2 separate regions of the Homo sapiens genome follow, and region 2 is linked to region 1. The links are chromatin loops, found by intact Hi-C in ENCODE. Cell type or tissue: endothelial cell of umbilical vein. All regions are shown on one strand. Links, peaks and the distances in the headings refer to the core of each region. The heading gives the core; the rest is flanking DNA.

Region 1 (7,463 bases), core at 1,904-4,403:
TACTATAACACTCTAGAAGAGACACATAATATAAGCCACATATATGAATCACATATGTAATTGTATATGTTTTAGTAGCCACTTTAAAGATACATGTTTTAAAACAGGTAAAATTAATCTGAATTATATATTTTTGTTTAACATGAAATATTACCATTTTAACATGCACTCAATACAAAAATTATTACTGCGCTATTTTACTTTTTTTTGTATAAAGGCTTTGAAATTGTGCATTTACACTTCCATCTTAATCTTGATTAGGCATATTTCACTTCAAGTGGTCAATATGCTTTCTTGGACAAAAGTAGCCATGGTTGGACCAGAGTTAACAAGAAAGAAATTGGCAGAGAAAGAAATGAACATGACAGGCAGAGGCTAGATCGTGCAGAGTTCCATGGATCACATAAGGTGTTTGGATTTTATTCTGAGCATGACAAGAAAAAGTTAGCAGGTAAAGAAGAGAAGACTGATATGATGACTTGATTAGTCTGACTGCCATGTGCCTGTTTGACTGGAGTAGAAGATTGTAAATGTGATGGCAAAGAAATCAGTGAATTAATGCTATCTATAACACAAAGAGTCATCACTGTGGCTTCAAAATGATATGGCATCTCAAGAATCAAGCTACAGTTTGTAAATTAGGATTCCTAGCTTGGTTGTTCACAAATAAAAACATAGTTTCATGTATCATTACAAGTGTTACTGTATTAGTTAGGGTTCTCTAAAGGGACAGAACTAATAGGATATATGTGTAATATGAAAGAGAGTTTATTAAGGAGAATTGACTCAAACGATCACAAGGTAAAGTCCCTCCATAGGCCATCTGCAAGTTGAGGAGCAAGGAAGCCAGTGGTGATTCAAACCTCAAAAGTAGAGAAGCCTACAGTGCAGCCTTCTGTCTGTGGCCAAGGCCCAAGAGATCCTGGTAAACCACTGGCGTAAATTTCAAAAATCCAAAAACTGAAGAACTAGGAGTCTGATGTTTGAGGGCAGGAAGCATCCAGCATCGGGGAAAGATGAAGGCTGGAAGACCCAGCAAGTCTTCTCTTCCATCTTCTCCTGTCTGCTTTATTCTAGCCACCCTGGCAGCTGATTAGATGGTGCCCACCCTGACTGAGAATGGGTCTGTCTCTCCCAGTCCACTGACTCAAATGTTAATCTCCTTAACAACACCCTTACAAACATGCCCAGGAACAATACTTTCCATTCTTTGATCCAATCAAGTTGACATTCAATATTAACCATCAATATTACATATTCTTCTATTTCAAAAACTTAATAACACTTCTTATAAAAATTAAATTTTCTTTCAATCTCATTGTATAGTAGCTTTGGAAAATCCATATACAAGGCCAAATTATAACATTTTATAGACAACTTCTATGAAATATATAGATAGATGTTACTAAAATAAAATTGTAGCCATATTTATCTTATGAAAAGCACTTATTAAAATTTTTAATATTTTTCCAAACCTGTATACATGGTGTACAAGTGGTGTTAAATTATATTAATGCAATTTATAACATCAACATGTATGTTCAATTTGTTTCTGATTCTCTATTAACCCTGTAAACTGGGCAAAAATCTAAATCATTTTTCTTATTTTCCTGCACAAACATTATTCAAATGCTTGCTTCTTTCTGTAAATAATTTTAAATAAATTGGCCCACAAAACAAGAATTTGAATCCTAGTTTTAACACATAGTACTTATCCCTGTTATAATAAACATCTAACGTAATCATGGAGTATATGAGATAAAGAATTTTTTTTAGAAAAGGCTTGGAACATACTGTTTTAATGATAATTATATAACCATCAAGTTAATAATGCATAACTGACTAGCAAGTGATATGGATAATTTTAAAAAATAATATACTAGTGAATATAATGTAAAATAAAAAATGATTGTTGAGTGATATGGAGAGAAACATCTTAGAGTCAACAATTTACCTTAAAAATTCTGGTATATAAAAACTGAAAATGAACTTCTGTGATGATTAAATTTTGTGTCATCCAGATTGGTTTAAGAACAGGATGTTTACATATTTGATCAAACATGATTTCTGGGTGTGTCTGTGAGGGTGTTTCTGATAAGATTAGCATTTGAATCAGTGGACCGAGTATAGGAGTATAGTAGATTGTCGTTCTCAATGTGGGTGGAAATCATCTAATCTGAATAGATCAAAAAGGCAAAAGAGGTATAATGTGTTGTCTCTGCCTGTTTGAGCTTAGTCATTGGTCTTCTTCCACCCTTGGATTGGGACTTACACCACCATCAGCACTCATAGTAATTAGGACTTTATACTCAGACTGGAACTGCACCATCAGCTTTCCTGAGTCTTCAGCCCACAGACAACAGATTATTGTACTTCTCAGTCTCTATAAATGCATTAGCAAATTCATTATAATGAATCTTTGTAGATAAATAGACATACATACACATATGTGCTTGTGTATCTATACACATATATACACATATATGTACATAAACAAATACATACACACAGAGGGAGGGAATGAAATTTATAAGATATATAGATCCTGTTGGCTTTGTTTCTCTTGAGAACCCTAACTAGTACAGTTGTCTAAAAATTTTCTTCAGAAAAAGAATCTCTTGTAGAATAATAGGATTATAAAATTATAATCATATATGTGTCAATAATTCAAACATATGTATGTAAATAATATTTGAACATGTAGGCCTATATTTTCCCCAAATATACACATATACACAAATCTATGTTTCCACAAATTCTTCTCCAGAAGAGTTATCAAATATTCCAGTAGAAACTCTTCTTGATTCAATAAACTAACAAGCAATAGACTTTTCTGGGCATAGTTCCAAGTAAGTATGATAATGCTGATTTGAAAGATGAAGCCCTCTTGTGGAAAGACAGCTATATACTCATATATTTCCCAATGCCTCATGGAAAGGAAAAAATATCCTAAACATATCTCTTACTGTACTCATTAAATAGTGTGAAACGATTAGGGTAAATCATCATTCACACTGCACCTCACTTTGTTTGGCTTTGTTTATAGAATCTATTTAGAAGCTCTTGGAGAAAACATTTGCCAAATTTTTAATCACTTATCAAATTCCTAGCAAGTAGAGTGCTTTCAAATGCTAACAATCTATAAACATAGTTATAAAAAACAAACAAAATGATATAGAATCAAACTGACAACTGGATAAGCACTTCAGCTGCATTTGTTGGAATTATTCCCACTCTCAAATGCTTTCAACTTGAAAAAAAAAAAAAGCACTCTTCCCTTTTATTTGAGCTACTGAGCTAGAAAGGCCAGTCGTCTTAATATCTTACAATATCTTAAAGACTGAAGAATAATAACTGATAGAATTTGGCAGAAAATAATGCTTCTAATTTAACATATTTAGGAACCAATTGCCAGAGTAACAATTTAGAATGAGCATATAAAAATCGGAATTGCGACAACTGTAATTGGAAAAATTGTGTGTGCAAAAACTCACTAAAAAGTGATTACTTATATTAATCTACATTTACAGATCTATTTCTATAATTTTAATTATATGAGTATCATATAAGTGCACTGAAATAAAAACAAAACAAGCAAAGAACAATCATTTACACTTATGCATGAGCTTAAAAATAACAAGGAAATTGTGTATCATGAGATTATATATTATTTTCTATTTTGATTTTTGATAATATATTTTGATCCATTTTTGATGATTATGTGGTTATCACATGTTTTGCTCATTTCCTGATGATTATGAAGAATTTCACCCTATTGATTTTCACTATATTCTACTATATTCAGGATCATTTAATCATCATAATTTTGAATAAACATAGAAATGAAAATGTTGTCATGGTGTTTTGTAGAGAAGAAATAAACAATCATTAAAGGAGAATTTCATGGCAATTCTCTTTGGAAAATGAGAGAGTTCTAGATATGAATGATGTCCCTAAAAATGTATAGTCTCTTATGAAAATGGAAACATGTTTCAGAGAGCAATTATACCAATTTTGATCTATATTGTTTATTAATTATGTAATAAAGACTAAACATACAATCAAATACAGTAAAAGTACATATAAAAATAAACATTTAAATTATATTTCATGTAGTTTCATAAATCTCCCAGAACATAAGGAACACTGTAGATATCTTTACATACATTTAATGCAATTCCCAGAAACTATGATATATTTATATATGTGAAAGAGCAAATATGAAATGCACCATATATATTTTGATGGAACGTCAACTATGATCAACCTAGCTACAGTCTAGGGAGGCATTAGTAAATTTAGAATTCAGAACACCAAAATCGGATGGTATTTTTAACTTTGTGTTTTAACCCCTGTTCCAGTTGTGCCCTCAAACAGCTGAAAAATATTACAGGTTTAGGCTAGAATCCAAAGGAGCAAATTCTTAATCATAGATTTGGTGCTCAAAAGAAGCAGAAAAATTTTTCTTTTTCATTGAGATCACATTTAGAACAAGCCTGAGACCCCTTTGAATAAGTATCCAAACATGCCTGTCTCTTTTGTCTCTAACACCTATATTTCCCTTCTCCCTATTTTAGATTCCTGCATTCCCCCTGTTCCACACTTTTTGGTGTTTACATTGGTAGAGCTCAGTTTCAGTCCCTGAGTAAGTCTGAATAAAGTTAACAATTAAAAAAATAAATGTTTAACTACTATAACCATTATTTCTAAGATAATTACACATATTTTCTGATAAAAATCTACAATCATATGTAGCATGCCATCTAATGATGGATATTTCTAAAGATAAATGCAATAGTCATACTATCTGCAACAAATAAGAGTGGCTAAATATGTAGAGGAAGAAACTGATATATTCCTAGAGGCCTAGGAAATAGTCCTTAAAATAACTTTTCTGATGAACATTCAATCTATATATTCTGTTTGCATATATAATTACAAAATTTTCAAGATAAAGCTTTTATTTTTATATATTTTTAAACTCATCAAATATTTTATAGATAGCTATTACGATTTAGAATGAAGTGCTAGAAAAAATATTGACACAACATGGCACAGTATTTCTTGATACTGTCCAAATATAGACATACATTTCCACTGGTCTTAAATTTCCTACCAGTTGGTTCCACCTTAGGAATTTCAAACTGATTAAAGGGAGGAGCACAGTATTTCTTGAAATGTGGTGAGAATAAGAATTGGCACTGGGCAGGAGAAAAGTGTTGATATCACCATAGGAAGTATTTCACCTGCAATCACGAAATGTGAGCCTGTGGTATGTTAGGTATGGCTGAGATATTTGAGTTTTCGAGGATGAACAGATGGGAAATTTTTTTTTAAAAAATGTGGCAGAAGGGTACTGCACACATTCCTAATTTGGGGAAAATACTAAGATTATGGTTGTAAAAAGATGTATATATGTTTTTCTTTATATGAATCTATATATGAATCTCGATTCAGATTTTAAAATAAAACACTTCAATTTTTCCAAAGAATCTGCTGACTATATAAAATGTTGTCTCAGATCTAGACATTACTATTCACAGAGAATGATCCTCCTTACTAAATCCACAGATTGCTCTTCTGTCTAGTGAATATTCACCCTGCTAGCATGCAATATGAACCTTTCTAACTTTGCTTGACTATTGCTCCGCTGAACTACCAAGTCTTAGAATGTCAGTAAAGAGGAGCAATTTGTCCATATCTAGATCACTGAAGACATACTCAAAGGAAAACCAGGTATCGATATGGCAATTTTTTCTTACATTTGCTTCTAAACTCCATGACAGATAAAACTGATTTATCTGTCATGGAGTTTAGAAGCAAATGTAAGAAAAAATTGCCATATTGAAAACCTAGCCAGAATTGTTAGGTGACATTAGAAATTAGATTGAACTGCTGTAAAAACAAGGATTATTAGTCTCTATAGGCTCTGGGGATTCTCAGTGTTCTTATTTTCCAACTGGATGGCACAATTAGCTTCTGGATGAATAATACATAATTATATGTTGCAACCAACCCTGACACTTACTGTCCTATCCCTAGAATTGACACACCATTAGTAACTTTGGGAATTACTAGAAAACAACTTATCTATGGATTTATGTAAGCAGTTTGGCAGCAGCCTTGCATGACAATCCAGCGAAAATAAAATGGGTATATCAAATGTAATGCCCATGCCAAATAGAATGTCCTTTAACTAATGACATTCATAATTTTTTCCAAAGGTGAGTTAATAATTTAGAAGGGCTTAGAGAACTTCCTTTAAATTTTACTAGTGAGGGTTATGTTCAGCTAATTTTATATAAACATGAACTACTGTTTACGTTAGTGGTGGCAAAATTTACAAAGTTAACCTATATTGAATGAATATTAATGAACCCTAAATCAAGGTTTTAGAATGATAAGATCTAGAATACTAGATGGGAATTTTCTTATGAAAGAAATCACTTATTAGGAATAAGAAATGTGTACAACTGACCCGGAGCGGTGGCTCATGCCTGTAATCTCAGCACTTTGGGAGGCCAAGGTGTGCGGATCATGAGGTCAAGAGTTTGAGACCATCCTGGCCAACATGGTGAAACCCCGTCTTTACTAAAAATACAAAAATTAGCTGGGTGCGGTGGTGCGCGCCTGTAGTCCCAGCTACTCGGGAGGCTGAGGCAGGAGAATCGCTTGAACCCAGAAGGAGGAGGTTGCAGTGAGCCGAGATTTCACCACTGCGCTCCAGCCTGGAGACAGAGAGAGACTCCGTCTCAAAAAAAAAAAAAAGAAATGTGTACAACTAAGTTATATCAAATTATCCTATAAACTCATAGAATAAGGCAGTTGCATGTTATTGTTTTGTCAGTTTTTCTAAAACTAATAAAACAAATATCTCAAATTTTCTTATTAATATGAATTATGAGTTTCACTTTTGGAACTCCTTTCCTTCTCCAGTTTTTTCACTAGGCTATCCAATGCACTTGCTATTATATTTATTATATGGCTTAAATTTTTTAAAAATTTGGATATTTGTATTAATTTGTATATAACATCAGTACACTGGGCATATTTTTGGTAGAGAAATAAGTATTGTAGAATGTTACAAACTGTTTACACATTGTACAGTAAATTATTTCTTGAAAAGATCATCAAGATCTAATTTTAATAAATAAGGTGTAGACACTTAGACGATATCAGAATGATTAATGATGGAACATAATCTTTGTATTTTTACTAAAATAAAATGTTAAGCATTAATGGAAAATTTTAAAAAAGAATATAGGGTAAGCAAATGTTAACAACAAAAATTATTAAACATAATATAAATAGATATATGTTATACATGTATGCCACATAAGCTTGTATAATTCAGCTCAGGCTGCCATAGCAAAATAGCCATTGTCATGGTGGCGTAAACAACAGGAATTTATTTCTCACAATTATGATACTGGAAATTCTATACTCAAGATCAGCCAAGGGTT
Region 2 (7,463 bases), core at 2,714-5,213, 370 kb before region 1:
CTTTGGGCAGTATGGCCATTTAACGATATTGATTCTTCTAATCCATAAACATGCAGTGGTTTTCCATATACTTGTGTTGACTTTGATTTCTTTTAGCAGTGTTTTGTAGCTCTCCCTGCAGAGTTTTTTTTTTTTTAATTCTTTGGTTTGAATTATTCCTAAGTATTTCATTTTTTTGCAGATATTGTAAATGAGATTGTGTTTCTGATTTGACTCTCAGCTAGAATGTTATTAGCGTATAGAAAATGCTACTGATATTTATACCTTGACATTGTACCCTGAAATTTCACTGAAGTCATTTATCCATTTTAGAAACCCCTTGGGAGAGTCTTTAGGGCTTTCTAGATATAGAATCATGTCATCAGCGAAGAGAGAGAATTTAACTTCTTTTTTCATGTTTAGAAGGCTTTTATTTTTTTATCTTGCCTGACTGCTCTGACTAGCACTACCAGTAGTATGCTGAATAGGAGTAGTGAGAGTGGGTATCCTTTTCTTGTCTCAGTCCTTACATGGAAGAGTTCCAGCTTTTGCTCATTCAGTACGATATTAGATGTGTGTTTATCATGAAGAGCTATTATTTGGAGGTATGTTCCTTAGATGTCTGGTTTTTGAGGGTTTTTATCATGAAGAGATGTTATATTTTTATCAAAAGCTTTCTCTAAATCTGTTGAGATGATCATATAGTTTTTATTTTTAACTCTTTTGTGGTGAATCACAGTTATTGATTTGTATATGTTGAATCAACCTGGCATCTCAGGTATAAAACCTACTTGATCAATCTGAATTAAATTTTTGTTGTGCTGGTGGATTGAGTCTGCTAGTATTTTTTTAGGCTTTTTCATGTATGTTCATTGATATAGGCCTGAAGTTTTCTTTTATCTTTGTGTTTCTGCCTGGTTTCGATATTAGACCAGTGCTGACTTCATAGATTCAGGTAGGGAGAAGTCCCTCCTCCTAGATTTTTTGGAATAGTTTCAGTAAGATTGGTACCAATTCTTTGTATATTTGGTAGAATTTGGCTGTTAATTCCCAGGCTTTTCTTGGTTAGTAGGATTTTTATTATTCTCCCAGTTTTGAAACTTGATATTGGTCTTTGTTTTAATTTGTTCCTGATTCAATATTGGGAGTTTGTGTGTTTCCAGCAGTTTATCCATTTCCTCCAGATTTTCTAGTTTGTTTGCATAGAGGTGTTTATAATAGCCTCTGAGGATCTTTTGTATTTCTGTGGGATCAGTTATAATGTCTTTTTTGTCATTTCTGATTGTGCTTATTTGGATTTATTATTTTTTTCTTTGTTAATTTAGCTAGCAGTCTGTGAATCTTGTTTGTCCTTTCAAATAACCACCTTTTGGTTTCATTGATCTTTTGTATGGACTTTTTAATTTCAATTTTGTTTCTTCTGATAGCTTCAGGGTTGGTTTGTTATTTTTTTCTGGTTTCTCTAGGTGTGATGTTAGATTGTTAATTTGAGATTTTTTCCACTTCTTACTAAAGGTGTTTAGCACTGTAAATTTTCCTCTTAACACTCCTTTAGCTGCATTCCAAAGATTTTCATAAATTTTATCTCTATATTCATTAATTTCAAAGAACCTTTTTATTTCTGCTATAATTTTGTTGCTCAACAAAAAAAAATTCAGAAGCAAGTATTTAGATTTCCATGTATTTTTGCAATTTTGAGATATCTTCTTGGTATTTATTTCTACTTTAATTGCACAGTTTTCCAAAAATATCCTTGATATGATTTTGATTTTTTTGAATTTAATGAGACTTGCTTTATGACCAAACATGTGGTCTGTCTTACAGTATGAGTATGTTCCATGTGCAAATGGGTAGAATGTATAGTCTGTGGTTGTGTGGAGTATTTGCTAGAGGGCTTAGATTCAATTGATTGAATGTTAAATTTAAGTTGAGAATTTCTTTGTTATTTTTCTGACTCAGTGATCTGTTTAATGCTGTCAGTTGGGTGCTGAAGTCCCCTACTATGACTGTGTAGCTGTCTAAGTCTTTCTGTAGGTAAAGAATAACTTTCATGAATCTGAGCGATGAATGTTGGGTGTGTATATATTTAGGACAGTTAAGACATCTTGTGAATTAAACCCTTTATTAGTATGTAATATTCTTCCCTGCCCTTCTTGATTGTTGTTGATCGAAAGTCTGTTTTACCTGATAATAGAATAAGAACTCCTGCTCATTTTTGTTTTCGGTTTCCATGGTAGATCTCTCTCCATCCCTTTTTTTTGAGCCTATGTATATTGTTACATGTCAGATAGGTATCTTGAAGGCAGCAGACAATTGAGTCTTGTCTTTTTATCTAGATTGCCACTCTATGCCATTTAACTGGGGCATTTAGGCCATTTACCTTAGGATTGGTGTTGATATATGAGATTTTGATCCTGTCGATATATGAGATTTTGATCCTGTCATGTTGTTGTTAGCTGGTTGTTTTGTCAATTGGATAGTGTAGTTATTTTATAGTGTCCGTTTTTGTTATAGCAGGTATCATTCTTTTGTTTCCATGTTTGGTACTCCCTTAACAACCTTTTATAAGGCTGGTCTAGTGGTAATGAATTCCCTTAATATATGCTTGTCTGGAAGACATTTTATTTTGTCTTCACTTATTAATCTTAGTTTGGCAGAATATGAAAATTATTGCTTAGATTATTTTTTCTTTAAGAGTGCTGAAAACAGAGTCCTAATCTCCCTCCTATGGTTTGTAGATCTTCTGCTGAGAGGTCTGCTGCTAGCCTGATGGTGTCCCTTTGTAGGTGACCTGATTCCTCTCTATAGTTGCCTTTGATTTTTTCTTTCATGTTGATTTTTGTGAATCTGATCACTATGTACCTTCAGGATGGTCTTCTTATATTGTTTCTCACAGGGGTTCTCTGTATTTCTTGAATTTTCATGACAAACTCTCAAGTGAGATTGGAAAAATTTCCATGGATTATAGTCTCAAAAGCGTTTCTCAAGTTAATTACCCTCTCTCCTTCTCTCTCTGGAATGCCAATGAGTTGTAGGTTTTGTCTCTTTACATAATCTCATATTTGTGAGAGGTTTTATTTATTTTTAATTTCTTTTAAAAATGTTTTGTCTTACCAAGTTGATTTGAAGAACTAGTCTTCAAGCTCTGAGATATTTTCTTCACTTTGGTCTATTCTCCTGTTAATGCTTCTGACTGTATTATGAATTTCCTGTAGTTAATATTTCAATCCAGAAGTTCAGTTTGGTCCTTTCTTAAAATGGCTATTTCACCTTTCAGCTCTAGGATCATTTTAGTGGATTCCTTGGATAACTTGGATTGTGTTTCGAATTTTTACTGTATTTTTATTAGCTTCTTTGACACCTAGATTCTGAATTCTTTGTCATTTCAATCATTTCAATCTGGTTAAGCACCATTGCTGGGAAGCTGGTGCACTTGTTCGGAGGTAAAGAGACATTTGACTTTTTGAATTGTCAGCATTCTTGTGCTGATCCCTTTTCATCTGAGAGGACTAGTGGTCCTTTTCCTGTGATGTAAGTCAAATATAGTCAGTTGGCTTCATTTTTGTGTGCTTTCAGTGGGCCAAAGCTCTGTAGAGAATTTTCTTGTAACTGGATTCTTGACCTGGTTTAAACAGGTGATTATTTATTGGCTGAATTTTTTGTTGCCATTTGGGATGCAATCCAGGAGATGGCGCTTAAGTGTAATGGCCAGCAGATAGGCTCTTACATTGCCTCATGGCTCTTCTGTATTTCTTTATTTAATTTTTATTTATTTATTTATTTATTTATTTGAGACGGAGTCTCGCTGCCTCCCAGGCTAGACTGCAGTGGCGCGATCTTGGCTCACTGCAAGCTCCGCCCCCCGGGTTCACGCCATTCTCCTGCCTCAGCCTCCCGAGTAGCTGAGACTACAAGTGCCCGCCACCACGCCCGGCTAATTTTTTTTTATTTTTTTAATTTTTTTTTTTATTTTTAGTAGAGACGGGGTTTCACCATGTTCGCCAAGATGGTCTCCATCTCCTGAGCTTGGGATCTGCCCGCCTCAGCCTCCCAAAGTGCTGGGATTACAGGCGTGGCTCTTTTGTATTTCAAAGCATTAGCGACAGTGTTCTGTGGTGGTGGTTGGGGGGCTCTGACCCCCACCAGGTCTGCTCCTGGACCTTGGAGGAGCCCCCTCCAATCACTGGCACTGCACCCACATTTCCTTTGTTAGCCGTTCCAGGCCATGAGGCTCCCTTTATCAGAGGCCAACTGGCGAACAGGCTATAACCTTCCTAGAGCAGCCCTGTGGAGGGAGGCATACCCTGCTCCTGCACCTGCCCATTTCACCCTTCTCAGTGTTCAGAAAGTGGGAGCTCCTCCTCAACTTGAGCATTGGCAACAGATCTCCACTTGGCACTCCTGAGCCACCTGCTACAGCCCTTGGGCTTTGGGACCAGCCTACCAAATCCACCTTCCAGTCCTTTGGGGTTGGACCCTGGCTGCACTGTGGGATCTGAAGTGCTCCTCAGCTGCTGCCAACAAAGCACCCATGCTGTGCAGTGGTGGTTGTGCTGTGCACATGCTCCTGTGGGAGCGGCCAGGCAGTGGTCTTAGGAGGGGCTGGCAGTCAGGAGGGCCTGAAGAACAGACGTGTCCCTGTCCCACTGGAAAGTCGGCCCTGCTGTCTTTTGGTCTGACAGTCAGTGGGGTTGGAGCTGCTCAGGAAGATGGGGAGCCTTGGGGGATAGGCATCTTTGGCCACATTCCACTGTAACTTCCCCATGCACAAAAGCCCCTAGGCTCCATGAAACTTCGAACTCTGCCTCTGCCTCCCCTCCAGGCAGATCCCCTAACCAGTTGAAATATCTTGGGAGGGCATGGAATTTCCTATAGCTAGAGTCCCAGAGATCTGTGGTGAGAGTGGGCTGCCCTGCCATCCCTTCTCTCACTCTTTCCCTAGGGTCAGGGCTGGGAACTAGCCCTGAAGTTTAGCAACGCCATGCAGAGTTCCTGGCTTCCTCCCTCTTCAGCCTCGGCTTCTGTATGGACTCTCAGTTTTTCACTCTGAAGAAATCTGTTCAAAGTATGTTGATTTACTCGATATTTGTGTTTCTCTCCGTGAGAGCAGCACTTCCTGGCTGGGTCTAGTTGGCTATTTTGTCTCTCTCCCTAACAATATTTTTTGGAGCATCTGAGTGAGTCCTTGAAACAATGTTAAAAGCACTTTCTCTAAGCAAATCACCTATGAGAAGTTCTCATAGCTGAGGATGGGGTTGGGAGAAGGCAGAGAGACTACATTTACTTGATTAAAATCAGAGTACCAGGAATTTATTCCCTTTTTTGAGTACCAAAAGCATTAATTCATCATTTCTTCATGTAACTAATATCCCTTGACTGAGAATATATTAAATAAGATAAATTGCCATAGATATTAGGCGATATAATTAAGGGAGCTTTGGTCTTTGCCTTAAGGAGTTCAACCTACTAGAGAATATTACTATAAAAATGGATGAAAGATCAGGCAATGCACATAGACATCATGTGTGCAGTGGTGGCTAGTAGACAGAGTGATGAGCTCTGCTCATTAGAGCAGGATGGGAGTGGTGAGGAGAAAGAGACTAATTGAAGTGGTGCTTGAGAACTGAGTAAAAATAGTTAAATTGACTAATAATATTACAAGTAGAGGAAAATGTTTTGTAAAAGACATCTTGAATGTACGGTGTTGTGTTTAATGATCTGTCCATAGGTCACAATGAAAAGCATAAAAGAAGAAAGGAATAGGTGGGTGATACTTGAAGGTAATCACTCTGAAGTGACTAGTTGTAGCAGTTACGATGACATGTTAAAGGTTTCTGAGTGTTCTCTTCAAATGATATGAACCCATTGGGTAATTTTAATCAAATTATTATTTTATGAGACATGGGTTCTGGAAATATTGTTCTTGGTGGTTTTATGGATGGTGAGAATGAGGGCTTTGTTAGGTCCTGTGGGAGGAATGAATGGCCAGTTGGGAATAAAATCATTGTGGTGGCAGGAACAAGAATATAAAGAGTCTAAATTAAAGCATTAGCAATGTTGTGCTGGATGGATGCAGTCAACAATAACAAAAACATCAATTCATAATATTCTCCTGTCTCTCTCACTCTCTTTCTCCCCTTCTCTTTCCAAAACATTACAGAAAAACCCAGCAGGATTATTGACTTTTAAAAAGTTGCCATTATTTTGAATTCCTTCCACTGTCTTATATAGGTAGAACAATAAGGATTTCGACATAAACACAATTTTCAAGAATCTCTTATATTAGTTCATTAACTATAGTGCTACAAAAATTCTATTAAGTTATAAACATCCCAACAGTAGTCGGACTTTCCTTTCAAATTTCAATTGATTTTTGCAATTGCATGTTTAATCTATTTCTATCAAGGTGATATCTACTATATTGTTCAGCTCAGTAAAAAGACCACTGCACATCATCAGGGTAGCCAAATTATATTTTGCCACAATTTCTTAGTAGTTCTAGAAAACATCCTATTAATTTGTTATACTTTATATTAATATCTGTATAATTATGATTGCCACAATTTCCCAAAATGGGTTTCCACAATGTGTCAGATACATCTTCCTGATTTTCTGGAGCTATATTTCCTTCTTTATTCCTTATTTTTTTCTTTATAGCTATTAACTAAGAAAATCCATTTGTCATTATGTGTATCAGTATAGTAAAACTATAAAAAGTTGCTTCCTCCTTATTACTAGATAAGAAATATTATCTGCATGGCATGATGGTACACACCTGTTATCCCAGCTACTCTGGAGGCTGAGATGGGAGGATCATTTTAGTTGAGGAGTTTGAGATCAGCATGGAAAACATAGCAAGACCCTGTCTCAAAAAAAAAAAAGAGGAAAGAGACAAAGAAAGACGAAAGAAAGAAAAAGAAAGGAAGGAAGGAAGGAAGGAAGGAAGGAAGGGCTGGGTGTGGTTACTCATGCCTGTAATCCCAGCACTTTGGGAGGCCTAGGTGGGTGGATCACAAGGTCAGGAGATCGAGACCATCCTGGCTAACACAGTGAAACCCCGTCTCTACTAAAAATACAAAAAATTAGCCAGGTGTGGTGGTGGGTGCCTGTAGTCCTAGCTACTCGGGAGGCTGAGGCAGGAGAATGGTGTGAACCTGGGAGGCGGAGCTTGCAGTGAGCCCGAGATCCCACCACTACCCTCCAGCCTGGGGGACAGAGCAAGACTCCATTTCAAAAAAAAAAAAAAAGAAAGAAAGAAAAGAAGAAAGACATAAAAAAAGAGAGAGAAAGAAAGAAAGAAAAGAAAAGAGAAGAGAAGAAAGAAAGGGAAGGAAGGAAGGAAGGTTCTTTATGTTCTAAATTAAATGGATTAAATGGAAATTACTTTTTTAAAATCCAAGTTCCTTCTAAACAATCTTAAATTGTGCATTTGCTTTTACCAATTTCTGCTCTCCAAAATCTGTAGGAAGGAACTAGCATTTATT

The links. Peaks named below come from ENCODE experiments on the same cell type or tissue, not always from the same donor. Only the 100,000 strongest peaks of a DNase experiment are listed, where the experiment ranks them.
Region 2: a loop joins it to region 1, with 8 times the contacts of the local background. A loop is called at or near these places in 3 of 110 quality-filtered maps.

Annotation. Positions count from the first base shown.
Region 1 is chr1:190,750,386-190,757,848 of GRCh38, reverse strand. The region is part of intron 2 of LINC01720 (long intergenic non-protein coding RNA 1720); the gene reads right to left. Among named protein-coding and RNA genes, the nearest start is that of LINC01720, 130 kb to the right of the region's middle. In endothelial cell of umbilical vein, for the core only: no CTCF peak of the experiment used is centred there; a DNase peak (open chromatin) is centred at 2,858.
Region 2 is chr1:191,123,233-191,130,695 of GRCh38, reverse strand. No RefSeq gene overlaps it. Among named protein-coding and RNA genes, the nearest start is that of LINC01680, 100 kb to the left of the region's middle. In endothelial cell of umbilical vein, for the core only: a CTCF peak has its summit at 3,660 (motif pointing right); no DNase peak of the experiment used is centred there.